Regions from separate parts of the Mus musculus genome. Here region 2 is linked to region 1. The links are chromatin loops, found by intact Hi-C in ENCODE. Cell type or tissue: left cerebral cortex. All regions are shown on one strand. Links, peaks and the distances in the headings refer to the core of each region. The heading gives the core; the rest is flanking DNA.

Evidence for each region. Hi-C counts contacts between places; a loop is a spot of excess contacts. Peaks named below come from ENCODE experiments on the same cell type or tissue, not always from the same donor. Only the 100,000 strongest peaks of a DNase experiment are listed, where the experiment ranks them.
Region 2: a loop joins it to region 1, with 2.3 times the contacts of the local background. A loop is called at or near these places in 3 of 42 quality-filtered maps.

What each region holds. Positions count from the first base shown.
Region 1 is chr6:98,627,415-98,631,414 of GRCm38, forward strand. No RefSeq gene overlaps it. Among named protein-coding and RNA genes, the nearest start is that of 4930595L18Rik, 77 kb to the left of the region's middle. In left cerebral cortex, for the core only: a CTCF peak has its summit at 2,419; no DNase peak of the experiment used is centred there.
Region 2 is chr6:98,929,570-98,939,628 of GRCm38, forward strand. It overlaps Foxp1 (forkhead box P1), which reads right to left. Exons shown (of 19, transcript NM_053202.2): 18 at 5,705-5,871; 19 at 1-665. The coding sequence ends at 521. Among named protein-coding and RNA genes, the nearest start is that of Gm38865, 190 kb to the right of the region's middle. In left cerebral cortex, for the core only: no CTCF peak of the experiment used is centred there; DNase peaks (open chromatin) are centred at 4,927 and 7,025; H3K27ac peaks cover 293 bases.

The sequences.
Region 1 (4,000 bases), core at 1-4,000:
GAAGACAAAAATCAATGTCATGGTACCATGGGCTCTAGGAGGGCTTCTAAGAGCAGCATGCATCCGATAGCTCTGCTATGGAATAGCAGCTTCAACCATGAGTCTCAGGCAAAGGGTTCTAGAGTATCTTAGACAGCAATCCGAGCTTCCTGAGTCAATTTATTCCAGAGCCAGACCATGGAAGAACTGTGATCAATTCCAATGCATCACATTAATCATTGAAAATTAAAAGTGGAAGATGGAGACAGCAAGGTGTGAGGGGGACAAGGACGGAGCTACAGACATGATTAACAGCAGCAAAATGATATATTCAAGTTAATGTCTTGTCATGGATGGTCATTGAGATGAGCCTGTGTCATTAGAGAACACTTACACGCTTCTGCCTCGCTTTAGGAAGGACAGCAGAGATGTCCCAGCCTCCATTTTATAAAGTGATTGAACTTTTTCATGCATGAAACAGTGCTTCCTGGTATGAGAATGTTGCCTTGTGGTAAAGCATTTGGGATGCTGGGGCATCATTAATTTTGTACCTTTAAATTAGGAACATTGCAAATCCTGCACTAAGGAAAGGAGCTGTTCACCTACCTGGGTCTGCTCCAGCAAGGTTGCTCCAGGATTCCTTTGTTCTTTTGAGCCCAGACTGAATTACAAACCCAAGCACATCCTTACGTGGGAACTTCTGAATAAGAATTATCCATCAAAACTTGTCAATCTCTAGAACAGAGTCTAGCAACCGTCACAAACACACTCCCTGGGCATTCTATGTGCTCTCCCGTATGAAAACCATGGTCCAGCCCACTCCAGATGCCGTGCAAAGGATGTGGAAACAGAGGAGGCATTTGATTGGGTATGTCTCAGAGGTGCTCATTTTGGTTTCCAGCAAAAGAAATGGAAAAAGTATCTATTTTCAAAAGTTCTCTTTCTGTACCTTTTAGGCATGAGGCACAGGTTCTTTCTAGCAATGGGTGTCCCATTTTTCATATTCCCTTCTCTTCAGGACACACATGGTAGGATGTGGGGGGGGGGCAGAAGGGAAGAGGAAGAGGAAGAGGGAAGGAGGGAGAGGGAGAAGGAGGAGGAGGTCAAGAAAGAAAAAAAGATAGGAAAAAAGAAGTAGAAAATTATTTTAGAAACCAACTCCCCTAAATCTAAGGTGGGTGCCTTGCCTTCCCTTTTTCCTTTTTTTTTTTTAATTAGGTATTTTCCTCGTTTACATTTTCAATGCTATCCCAAAGGTCCCCCATACCCACCCCCCCCAATCCCCTACCCACCCACTCCCCCTTTTTGGCCCTGGTGTTCCCCTGTACTGGGGCATATAAAGTTTGCAAGTCCAATGGGCCTCTCTTTGCAGTGATGACCGACTAGGCCATCTTTTGATACATATGCAGCTAAAGACAAGAGCTCCGGGGTACTGGTTAGTTCATATTGTGTTCCACCTATAGGGTTGCAGTTCCCTGTAGTTCCTTGGGTACTTTCTCTAGCTCCTCCATTAGGGGCCGTGTGACCTATCCAATAGCTGACTGTGATCATCCACTTCTGTGTTTGCTAGGCCCTGGCATAGTCTCACAAGAGAGAGCTATATCTGGGTCCTTTCAGCGAAATCTTGCTAGTGTATGCAATGGTGTCAGCATTTGGAAGCTGATTATGGGATGGATCCCTGCATATGGCAGTCACTAGATGGTCCATCCTTTCCCTTTTTCCTTTTCAATTGCCAGCCAATGTCCTGACACCACAGTCTTCCTAACGATGGGAAGGCAAACAGCCCCTCAGCTCTGATAGCTGTGCATGCTGTAAGCTACAGCCTCTCTCAGTACTCTGTGTTATACAAAGTGCCTGGCATCACCATGGCACTTGCTTGGCTCCTTCATTTATCTGCTGTGTCCTAATCATTTGATCATACCATATTCACGTCTTTTCTGCGTATGTGGCTATTGTGTGTATGAGGTTCTATTTATAACCTTTTTGGGACCATAAGTTCCGTAAGAATTTAACAAGAATTCAGTGTAACCTGTCCTCAAATCACTGAGTATTTGTAATCTGGGACCCATGAATGCATTTCAAGATTTTTGTAACTGAAATTGCTTACTTTTTTTAAAAAATATTTTAACATGTCCCCTTTTTTTGTATCTACATACATTGTGGATAAAGAGAGTGTGTGAAGACCCCCATGTGTTTAATTATTTTACATCAGCTAATCTCAGTTCTTCTCCCTGGACCCCCATCAGAGCTCACCTCTCTGTTTGTCCCTGGACATGTCAGCAAAGACTACCCCGTTACCCCAGCATTTCTCTGGCTGTCAAATGCTATAATAATCTACCTCTCTGTTCTCCTGGTAGAGTAACTCCAGGCCTCAGTATGCTACTAATTCTAGGACGTCCCCAGTAGAAATACACACCCCAGTGGTAATGGCTAGAGCCACATCCTTTGCTGTCTGCTTCCTCTTCCTTTCCTCCTTCATACGGCCCCCTCCCTACCCTGTTTCCTGGGTCTAGCTCTAGAGTACAACACTCCCACTGAGTCCCTGACTTGGTGTCCACGTCTGAGGAACCCAAACTAAAATAAGGCCAATGTGCTAGAGAGTAAAATGAATAGTATTGCATCAGACAACTCAGGCATTCCCATTCTTTCTTGACAAGGCAAACATTCTCAAGTGAATAGCATGGTCCGACATTCTCAAGTGGATATAGCATGGTCTGACATGGGACGCCTGAGGAATGGCAGTGGTTTAACTAGGAAAGTGGAAATGACATGAAACGTATGCCATTAACAAACTAAAAGGCTCACCAGGAACGAATAATAAGGGTAATCATCCTAAATTTTAGAAAGCATTTTTATTTCAATTGCCTGGTTTCACTTCCGGGTGTCAAAGCCTCCTCAGCCCAAAGGACGGAGAAGGCTGGCAGATGCTTTGCATGGTTGGTGAAGATGAAAGCCACGCCCATCTTTTCCAGCCAACCTGTCCTTCTGTGAGTTGCAGCGCAGAGCAGGGATCTGAAGGTTACAGGGTTGCCTGCCTGCTCACTCGCTGAGCAGAGTCAAACATGATATGAACCTTTCATTATATTATTTCCTGCGTGTCTCTCAGCAAACGTGGACGCGCCTCTCCAGAGTGAGGAGCAAAAAAGAAAAAAAAATCTCCTCCCAGAAGAGACGACAGGAGAATGTTACCTGAAATGTTGAATAACGATAAATTCCTTGGCGTTCCTCTCAACATTCTGCCCCACGATGATGAAGTTTTCATGTTTTGGCAGCTGTTGTAATTTTGCTTTCACAGACGCAAGACAAATTTTTCCCATATAAGTGACTTTTCCCATTCAGCGGTAAGTTTCAGAAAAATTCTGCTATTGTGATTTTTAGATGGCATGTGTTTCAGGAGCTCTATAAAACACACACACCTAAAAAGGTTTACAGTTGAATTCTTTTCATTTTAGTCAGCTGTAGACAAGTTTTAGTCTACATTTTTAAATAATTGACTCCATTATATTTCATAAAATATAGGTTAGTTCTGAAGGCAATAGTTAGCACTTACATAAAGAGCTTTTTTTAATCTTCAGAAAGCTTGTAAATCTAAAATAATTTTTACATCCCTGTGAGGCGAGTCAGAAACTCTTGAATTCCCAGTTTTAAGAAAAAGAGACTGAGGAAGGAAACTGGGGTTGAGCTGGAAATATCAAAGATGGAGGCCCTAAAGAGACCACTGTTCTTCATTTGCCTGGGCAGAGGCGCTTCCATCTTCCCGCACAGTTCCCTGTGTACATGAGAGGAAACATCTAGCCCTGTAATAACTGCAGAGGTTAGGAGCTGTAATTAAAACTACATAAAATTAATTGATGGACTTAGAAAGATTTATGCACCTTGAAATAAAAGTACTTTCAAGTACTTTAGATTTATATCTCAGACTTGTCAATTTGGTGCGTGGGTGTGTCCGTTTTTTTTTTTTTTTTTAAATGAGGTGAGGATGTAATTATTCAAGTGCAGAGATGCTTCAGGTTGCTCTGAA
Region 2 (10,059 bases), core at 3,274-7,273, 310 kb after region 1:
GCAGTGGTATCAACATGCAGCGCTGTGCAAAAAGGTCGTCCACTGGAGTCTTGAACTCGGGCGAAGGCTTGGTCTGCAGCGCAGGTACGTGAGCTCAGTCGGGTGTCCTCGGCGCCCGCCCAGCATCAGCCGGGCGAAGCTGCAGTTCAAAGTCTGCTGCTAAAAGTGAATCCGTTTATCGAATTTACAACACTGATGTTGACTCAAAGAGGAAAATCCCAAGTACCAAACAGGTCCATCCAATGCACAGAGTACAAATCCCTTTTGTCAACAAAAAGTAGAAAAATCAAAAATACTCCCAAATGGGATTCTTGATGGCACTAAGAGTTAACACGTTTCAGAGTTGTCAAAATGTAGCGAAAATCCTCCAGACTGTACAAGAAACGGAGGGCGGGTTTCACTGCTAACTTTTGACGTGGTTTCTTTTCTTTTCCTTTCTTTCTTTTTTTATTTTTTTTTTAAATTTGTTTTGCTTTTTTTTCCCCAATCTTCGGTCTCGGGGGTCGGCCCGCCCAGAGGTTCACTCCATGTCCTCATTTACTGGTTCGTCTTCGTAATCTCTGTCATGGTCAAAATCTGGACTGTGGTTGGCTGTTGTCACTAAGGACAGAGGGCCTTCAGCTTCCTCGGGGTCGAGGGGTTCTTCTTTGACGTGTATGGGGTGCCTACAGAGAAAGAGAGAGAAACAGGCTTAGGGGAACACCCGGATTGCCCTGACGCTGGTGTTGGAGCAACCTACAAGAGGTGCTACAGAGATGCCGCCCAGTGGAGGCAGGGTAACCTTGGCCACAACCACAGCCAAAACCAAGTTTTTCAAAGACGGTGGGAAACTTCCTATGACTGCTGGACATTTTCACTGCCTGCAGCCCAAGGGGTTAGGGGCCATATGAGGCCAGGGGCTTCTGTACTGCTCGGTGTATTAGCTGCATTGGTAAGAGTCTTGGATGCTGCTTTAGAATAAACTCTCTATGGAAATCATTTCTCTTGCTTTTCAGGACACACAAGTTACCCAAGGCCCTTGTGACAGTACAGTGTATGGAGCTCAGACTGTGCATTTCTAAGAGATTCCAGGTGATGGGGCTGGTCCCAGGACCGTCCTTTGGAGTACCAAATAACAGGCCCCGTAGTGACATCCTGGGTGGACGAATGCCACCCTGCAAATAATTATGTGAAATGAGAATCTGTAATACGGCAGTGGTTCGTGGGGACCACTGAGTACAGGAGGCTGGGCTAATCATGGCTTGCTGTGTGTTCTGTTTTGCTAGTTAACATGCAGAACCTGTGAAAGAACCCTCCAGAGGACGACCCCAAGCGAGGCTCTATCATTAATCAACTTCAAGCAAACACAGCAAAGAGACACCATGATACATGCTTGAAGCTCCAAATTAATGCATATTTTTACAAACTGTCAATAAGGCAAGAAAAGCCCTGCCAGGAAACACAAACGGAGAGGAAAAGGCTTGCTCAACACAGCAATATGATAAGAGAGCAGAGCCCCAATCAGAATAATAACGCTGTCAGCTGTAAACAAGGCAAAACATGAGGCCCGGCTGGTAGCCGCCACTGGGACACTCTCACTACCTTGAGAGCTGCCAACTTTCTCATTATGGATTGGGGGCTCGGTTCATCTAGAGAGGGCTGGCTCGATCACACAAAACCACTCTGATAACAACTGCGAAAAGCTGTTCGTAAATCATATTTACAACTGATCTTTTGCCAATACAAATGACTTTCTGTTGCAGGGGGCTTTTGATATGTAAAAGAACCATTCAAGTTAAAATGCACACATCTCCCAGACAGGCTGCGAGTGGGAGGGACTTATAATGGACATTATCAAGTATTAGTAATAAGAGGTGGTACTGGGGATGGCTGGCTTCCTAAATAATTGATGCTGTATTCGGGGCCCCAAAGGCGCCTGGAACCATTTAAAAACAAACAGAGGCACACTTTGGGCTGCTCTGGAAGACAAGAACCTTCAAGATCAATTGACACTAAAATTAGCACAGCATAGAGGGAGTCTTGGGGGGCTAGATGTCAGATAAATAGCTTTAAACAATTATGCCCACATTCTTAAAAACCATTTGCAAAACAAACCCAAGCCTCCCAGTACATTTTATATGTGGGTTCCAGCTTCTTCAAGTTTTTACTAGTGTGGTCATCCTTGTTTCTGAAATAAGGCCCAGGCCTCGCTATATAGCTTGTAGAACCCCTGAATGAAAAATATTCACAACTTTTAAGAAAAAAATCGAACACGTGACCGTGAACAAGTGCAGTGTCCTTCCAGGCGTGGGGCACCAATGTAAATGGACGTGTCCCCATGCCTGTGCAGTCAGCTCGGGTCACAGTGAGTGCTTGCTTCTCCCTCTGAAGAACGTACTTTACAGCTTTTTCTTTTTTTGGCTTTTCCATTACTGTTTTTGTGGCTCTGTGTGATTCCTTCTGTTGATAGGTCAGTACCTTTACAGCTGGCGTTCTCTAATCACCCTCCTTCCCTCCACTGTTTGCATAGTACAGTAAACCACTGCTAGCCATTAATCTTTCTCCTCCTGTTGATTTACCTCCTTGGGATAAATGTCTAAGAATGGAACTGTTGGAGCAGAGGCCAAAACATCTTTATGGTTCTCCTGATTTATTGGGATATTAATTTGCAGAGAGGCTCTATCAAGTGAGACTCGATCTCAGTGTCCCCAGCGTTAATTCAGAAACACAGCCTGTGGCCTCTCGAGCAGGTGTTTGTGTGTGGGGGGGGGTGTGAGTCCGAGGTACCTTGCCCTGCACCCCTAGCTTTACTGACCACCGTGGAGTTCTGTGTCTGCCTCCTGATTTCACTAGTGAGAACAGTGACTTTGTCAGTCACCACCAACAAAGTGGGTGGAGTAATATCCAGCAACAGGAATTTGCCCTTTAAAAAAAAATTAGTTTTAATCAGTTACTGAGGGTCAACTGCTATTTTTTTTCCAGAGTAACACTTTTGTGCTTCGATGTTTGAAAGCTATCATACTTAGTACTTAATCTCTGGTTCGCAGGGTGCAATCTGATGGTGTTACACAAAGCCTTGGCGGGAAGGCTCAGAAACCCTAGAGAAAGCAGACTCGTCTTCAGGTTAAGTTCTTGCTTTGCAACTGTAAATCGCTGCTTTCCAGATCCAGCTCCAAATGACAGACCAACTGACGGTTCCCCCAAAGAGAGTCCCCAACACCAGAGACTAGTTTGTTGTCTCCGGAATGCACTGCATATTCACTGTCCCCAAACATAGGTGCTGGTGCTGCTGCATCTACAGTCTATCCCAGTGCCTCTCATCAAATGGAAGGCAATGCCACCAACTAGATCTACTGTGACAACCTGAAAACCCACACCAGCATGACAGCAAGGATTCTTCGACCTTTCCTGTAAGATGAACACTGTAAAAGGCTTCCCCCCCCCCCACTGGGCATATACTCAGTGTACCGTCTACAGTACAATGGGTGCCCCTCTTGAGCCTTCCCCCACCAGACCCACCCTTTCTCTCCAGCATCCACTATTTCCAAAAAGGCTCCTAACAGATAATGGGGCCCAAACCATCTCTCTGTTCCGCTTACATCTGAGTAGTCCTTTTGTAAAGCCATTCTGGGAACACATGAGATTTTTAACTATAGCTGACTAGTCTTTAAAGGCATTGTGATCCTGTTCAGGGTACACACACAGCACAGGGCCTTTGGTGTGGTGGCCCTTCAGGTCCTACCAGAATGAAAGTACACTGCCCGCAAACCGTCATTATGCGACTACCTTCTTCTCTTTTTGAAAGAGAAAGGCGATACCGTGGTTTGTGTGAAGAGCAGAGCGCTGTATCACAAGGCTGCCTCTGTGCCGGGCGGGCCAGCGTCCTCACAGTGGCTTGTAAGCCTTGTTGTAAAGTTTATGGGTTGATTTATTTCAATAGACTGGAACGGTTAAAAAACAATTTGCATCCTAGCAGGGTAATGCACGCTGGACAAGAATGAAATCTCTCATTATAGACTCACTTAGTGGAAGCAAGGGGGTCAGTGAGACTAACTGGCTGCTGTACTGACTACACAGGGAGGCTGTTGTCGGCACAGGGGACCTCAGGGCACGGGGCGCAAACCTGCCGTGTGGGCATCACGTCCTGATAGCTCCACTCGGGGCTCTTTTTCTGTCCCTCGAGCTGTGAGGCTTTTGCTTTGCTGCACATTAAGATGGTGGCTGCATGTTTGCTACGTCTGCAGTTTGCTCAGTCCTGGTAAGCAAATGAACTTCCCTCATTGAGAGGCTTCTCTGTGGGGGCCTTTTTAATTAATTAATTAATTAATTAATTAATTAATTTTTATTTACTTTTTCTACTGATAGGAAGGTAGATAGGTACTATACCTTGGAGTTGGAACTCTAAGAAAACACTGTGCCTTCCACTGGGTAACATCACATATCCTTTCTCAATGGGAATATCTGGGAGTGACTTACATTACCAACTCACAGTTTGCTCTGAACTTCCTGGATGCTGACATACAACATCACCACCACGGTGAGTATCAGTGAGGCAACAAAAGAGTCAGAGAAACAGCAGCTTGCTGTAGGGGAGATGAAATTCTGTGCCAATCGTGGGGAAGGCATCATACACTTGCCTAAAATGCTGGTGTGTCATTTTCGGGGGACTCTGCCCACAAGTCGCAAACCATCGCTTCTACCTCTAAAGACCCCTCTCCGAGCACCCAGGGCATGGGATTAAAATGCTAGAAAGTAAAACTTCAGGTTTGCCCACCATGCTGGAAGAACCCATTTATCCCCCTGCCCCCCTTTGTCGCTAGACGCCAGTTCATTCTCTCCGTACTTGTTAAAGGTCACATTTTCCATCCCCATCACGCAAATTTCCTAAAATAAGATGTTGGTCAGTAATCCACAAAGAATGTGCAGACAAGCAGCCTATTCTTGGAGCGGACAGTGGTGGAAACACTGAATTGGTTTAGTCACTTCAAGTGGGCTATGGTTTTGGAGAGAGTCCCTGAAAGGAAGACGGTCCTTCGCAGCTGGGTTCACTGCGCACTGAAGCATCTGGAATCACATGGTGTCTCTTCTGAAGCAGGGGCCACAAAGGGGCGAGTTTCAACTCGGTGGCCTCCCTGAGGTTAGTGTGGCTCTGGTACCTACCATTCACATTCATCCCAGGCAACCATGGCCCACTGCTTCATTCAGTTATATGTGCTCTCATTATCCCGCCGTCTGCTGCTGTAATGCTCCTATTAATTTTCCTTTTGATATTTTAAGAGCAATCTATAAATCATGCCACCTTTCATTTGTGCCATCATTAATGCTTGGTAATAATGCTGCGGCGAGCTCAAGTGGTTAAACTGAGTGCGTGAGCAAGTAAACAAGCTTCCTTACAGGCTTGGTTGGCTTTGCCGGGAAGCTGGACACACCGTGAGCTTTCTCGAAGAGGTGTATAGTGATTTTAGGAGGAAAATCACAGTGTGAATTAAGTAATGGTCTGAGACCCAAAATGGAGGAGACTTCTCATTTTCTTGCTGTGTGCACTTACCGTGGATGAAGCCAATTGCTTCTACGAGAAAATTACTAACTAGTCCTTGTATGCACCAACATGTGACTCCAGGGCTCCTAAGAAATCGGAAATGATAGGAAAGGTGCCCAGAAGGGCCAGAGAAGAGCCGGGAGACTGAGGTCAGGTGACAGAGAGCTTTGGGTAGACAATACTCACACAGCTTGCATAGGGGATCTGCCTGGACTGCTGTCACTCTCGTTGCTGTTGGTGTGCTCCATGGCCCCGTTCAGCTCCTCCCGGATGGCACTGGCCAGGCTGCCCAGAGTGGGATTTCCCATGGAAGCGGTAGTGTACAGAGGTATACTATTCTCAGCCATGGAAGCCTGCATCAACCAAGAGAAATCAAATGAAGCAGTAGGGGAGGCCAGTCAAGAAAGCTATGGATATGTGGTGTCTTCGATAGCTTTTTGGTTCAAGTTCGCACTGTACTGTGGCTGACAATTTCCAAGTGCTGTAGGATTTTGCTTTAGGGGCCTTGAGCTTCATTTGGTTAAGCTATCTGGGCACCGGTGAGTCTACAGGTGAAGCTGCCTGCTGGCTCCTGCCTGCTGGAGTCATATGGTTTAGACAAAGGTTTCTAAAATGAGGTGTACAGCCACTGACTTTTTTTTTTTTTTGAGAGGAACTGAGTATGAAATACAATGGGATTTTCATTTCTTTATCCATTTTGATGAGTTCTCTATTGGGTAGCTGGGATCTGATCAGATTATATGGCCACACGGCTCAAAAGTTATGAGAACTTCCATAAGCACTCAGAGGAAAGGAGGAACAGGAATCATTGTTTCTCCCCCACCATTCCCATTTTAATGATTTTTTTTTTTTGAACCTGCTGAGTGAAGGCTGACATAACCAGACGATGGTAACATCACACAATCTCTCAGCCTCAGACTAGTCATGCAGAAGTCTGGATGTGTAGAAAACTCTCCAGGAAGGAAGGAAGGAAAAAAAGGGGGGGGGGAGGCTAAATCTTATTTCCTTTATGACTAAGTATATCCATATTAAAGGTGACAAAGCCATCCCATTCCAAATGAGTGCCAGCAAAAAAAGTATGTAAACCGCCCCCCAACTCCAATAAAACCCACTCCAAACTAAAGTCTGGTAGAATACTCTTCGTTTTCTGTCATCCCGACGTAAGCGTGATGGCCACCCTGTGTGCATTGTGGACAGTTGTCACAATACCACCGGACTGAAGAAACCCCATTTGTTTTCACTTGTGCAGGGAGTGTGCCCAAGTGACTTTTCATTTTATTATTCAAGAGGACAGACTTGGGAAAAGAGGCAGCTGTAATTAGATGAAGATTTATCAAAATTGTCTTCTTGCAGACTACACTATGCCTGGTTTTCCATCCTAATGAGAGAGAGTATGATCACAAGACAATCTGGCAGAGTGGCTTCAGTTGGCCCGTCATGGAAGAGTCCTAACTATTCTAGAAAAGCTGGCACCAAAGAGAAGGTATGAGCCAGAAACAAAGGGAGAGGAGGAGAGAAGCTGGGCTGCGGGGAGTCTGCTTGTTAGTCAGCTGCAGGCTTGCTCCCTGGATAGACCCAGTGTCTGAAGTACTTCCCAGAGAGATGCCCTGAGCATGCTCTCGGCAGCTCCCTCTTTCCCCTATGGAATCACCTGCTTCCTTTTTTAAAAGTAAAGGGGGTGGGGTGGGGGTGGCACCTCATGATTTCCCAGTACAGTGACCATTTCCCACTCCTCGATGGTTTATCAGATCATCTGTTTGCATCCAGCACTTTCTGAATGCATCTTTTATAATTGCAATAAGGCATTTCTATTCTTTCTGAGCAGGGAAGTTGGCACAGTAATATTACTGGCAGCTGCAGCTAGGCTGCCATCTTCAGCTGCCTTATGTGGGACCACACAGTGGTCACATTTCCCTGCCATGTAAGTTCTGCTTGGACTGCCAGCTGAGTGGCCCTCTCACTGTGGATGTACCATGGGAATCTGCTTCCACGGGACAACTGCGCTGTTCAAGAGTCAAGATGGAACTGAGGCTGGAACCGAGGCTACCACAGTATTTTATTGGATTCCGAAGCCCCTGACTGACTTGTAGGAAACAGTTCTAGGACTGCCTATTAAGATGAGCAAGTATCTGCTTATTCTTTCTGATTTTCCAAGTATGATGAGTAAACCCTTGTCTTGGTCCCTTTCCTCTCAGACATAATATAAGAGGTATTATAATATAATACGTACAGAGAACCAGTCTTGTTCCTTTAAACAAAACAGTAGCCACTGGGCTACAGTAAGATCCTGAGACCTGGGTCACTGCCGTGTCTCTTGAGTAGTCCTTTGCAGAGTGAAGGATCAGAGCAGCCCCCAAATTATCACCTTCAAACAGGTCCTTCCTGTAGCTGATGCTCCTAGGAGCAGATGTGCCACCATGTTTATAATAGACTTAATGATAGAAATGATCCTGGGCACAGTGTGTGGCTTCATATCAAACTAGCACCTCTACCCGCAACACAGAGGTTCTCAAGTGATGGCACGCTTTGGGTCCCTAAGTACCGAGGCTTTTGGAATGTTAACTGCTCTGCGCTCCCCGGGGAAAAGGCAGTCTATAAATACGAAGCTTTATGGTTACCCTTAGTTACCTCACTTTTTCAGAGCATAATGCAATCTGTCCCGAGCCCCATGTTTTATTTCTGTAGTAGATTCTGCTGTCCTATTTTATAAATTGTATATCACGCCGTTATGTCGCTCTAGTAATTTTTTTTAAGATGATATTGTTGCGCTGTTATTTTTACTTGCCTTGAAAAATGGAAGTGGGTGATAAAGAAAGGGAAGGCCCTGCTGGTGGGATCTTTATTTAATTTGCATGGCAGGAAGCTGTCTTGTATGACTGGCTGTCTACTGGTGGGGAATCCAAATTCAAGAGGAGGGGCAAAGGAGATACTCCTTAAATTGTTCCTGGAAAGCCGCGGGCTGGTTTTGGGCGAGTAGGGGAAACACAGAAGCGTGGAGAGGGGTAGGAAAACAAAAGTCTCAGAGATGAAGCGTGAACGCATCTGTAACGATACAGCACGCTAATTGAAATTAGTCACATAGTAAAGGGAATCCAATGTAAAATGTGCTTGTAATTTTAATACCATTCCAGATAGAGCTGCCTTTAAATTCATACTTCACAAGACTCCAGGGAAAATAAGTTACTAATGCATGGTATTTACAGTGGCAGGGTATAAGCCGGCTTTCATTTACTCTTGTGAAGTAACTGTGTAAACTACGAGTAATTAAAAGAAACGCAGAGAGTAGTTTCTCCCAGTAAATTTAGCTCATGCTAAGAAGAAATAAATAGAATTACTGAGATGCTCAGTTGAGCGAGTCTGCGTTCAACTGTGTCAGGGGCGTGTTATCCACAAGGAGCCCCAGGATGCGCTGGGTGAGCTGGGAAGACAGGCACACAGAATAGGGGCTCAGTCAATATTTGCTTAGCAAGTGGTGAGAATCGGGCTGCTGTCACTGCCTCCCCTCCCCCATCTAGTTCCCATCATGCCACGCGCTCCAAGCCTTCTTCCCACTGCCATCCCTTTTGGGGGCATTTGTTTCTCTGTGTCTGCCTTCACTTGTCATGTTATGGTCCCTCAGAACAGCCAGAGGTATCACAGAATCCAACAACCAGTTCAGGGGTGCTACAGTAGTCACACTCAACAGTGCTGGGGGGGGTGTGTGATAACTAACGTTTGATTTGTCTACAGAGTACGTAATGCAAATGTTTCAAAACTCTTTTAGGTATGTCTTCTAGACTAATAAAGGTGGGTTAAAAAACCAAAACCAAAACAAACAAACAAAAAACCCAAAGCCCAAAAGACTAACAGTGGCTGTCTGAGCTCTTATGGGAGACCTGAGGATGGCGTCAGGTATTTAAAAGAAGCAATACCAGATACCCCATTAATTTTAGAAATCAGTAGGTGGTGTGGTAACCATGAGGAACAAGAAACCTAAAGCCTGGCTGGACACACAGATTGTTCCTCCTGTCGCTCACCCCTTCTAAGATTCTCTCGCTGAGGTAGTGTGTGATTTACCAGTCAGTAGGAAACTCCAGTCTACGATGGTTAGGTTTTCCTGAACAACTGGATGGCCACTTCCACTTTTCTTATGCTTTCTGTTGTCTAGATGGTTGACTTTACAAGGGAGAAAACAAACCCAGGCCCCACCCCCATAGAAAGAAAAGGTGTTGGAATGGACTTTAATAAAGCCCCACTTTCTCTTTAAACCTGGGAACAATGGAAGGTCATGTGACATGCTGGCCCTGTCATCCAGCACATTAATAGCTGTGCTAGAGTAATTACACTTGTGGTATTTTTGCCTCAAGTGAAATTCTGAAATAAGAGGATGGAAATTATGATACTGCTGATAAATATTAATAAGTGAACTTTTAATTTTTTTTTTGCCACAATATTCAAAATGCTGAGCATCCTGCTCCTGCTGAAGCAGCCCGATGTGTTTGCCTCCGGGGAGAACGATGCTTTGTGCACTTAAGAAAAAAGTTTAACGGAATTAAAATTTA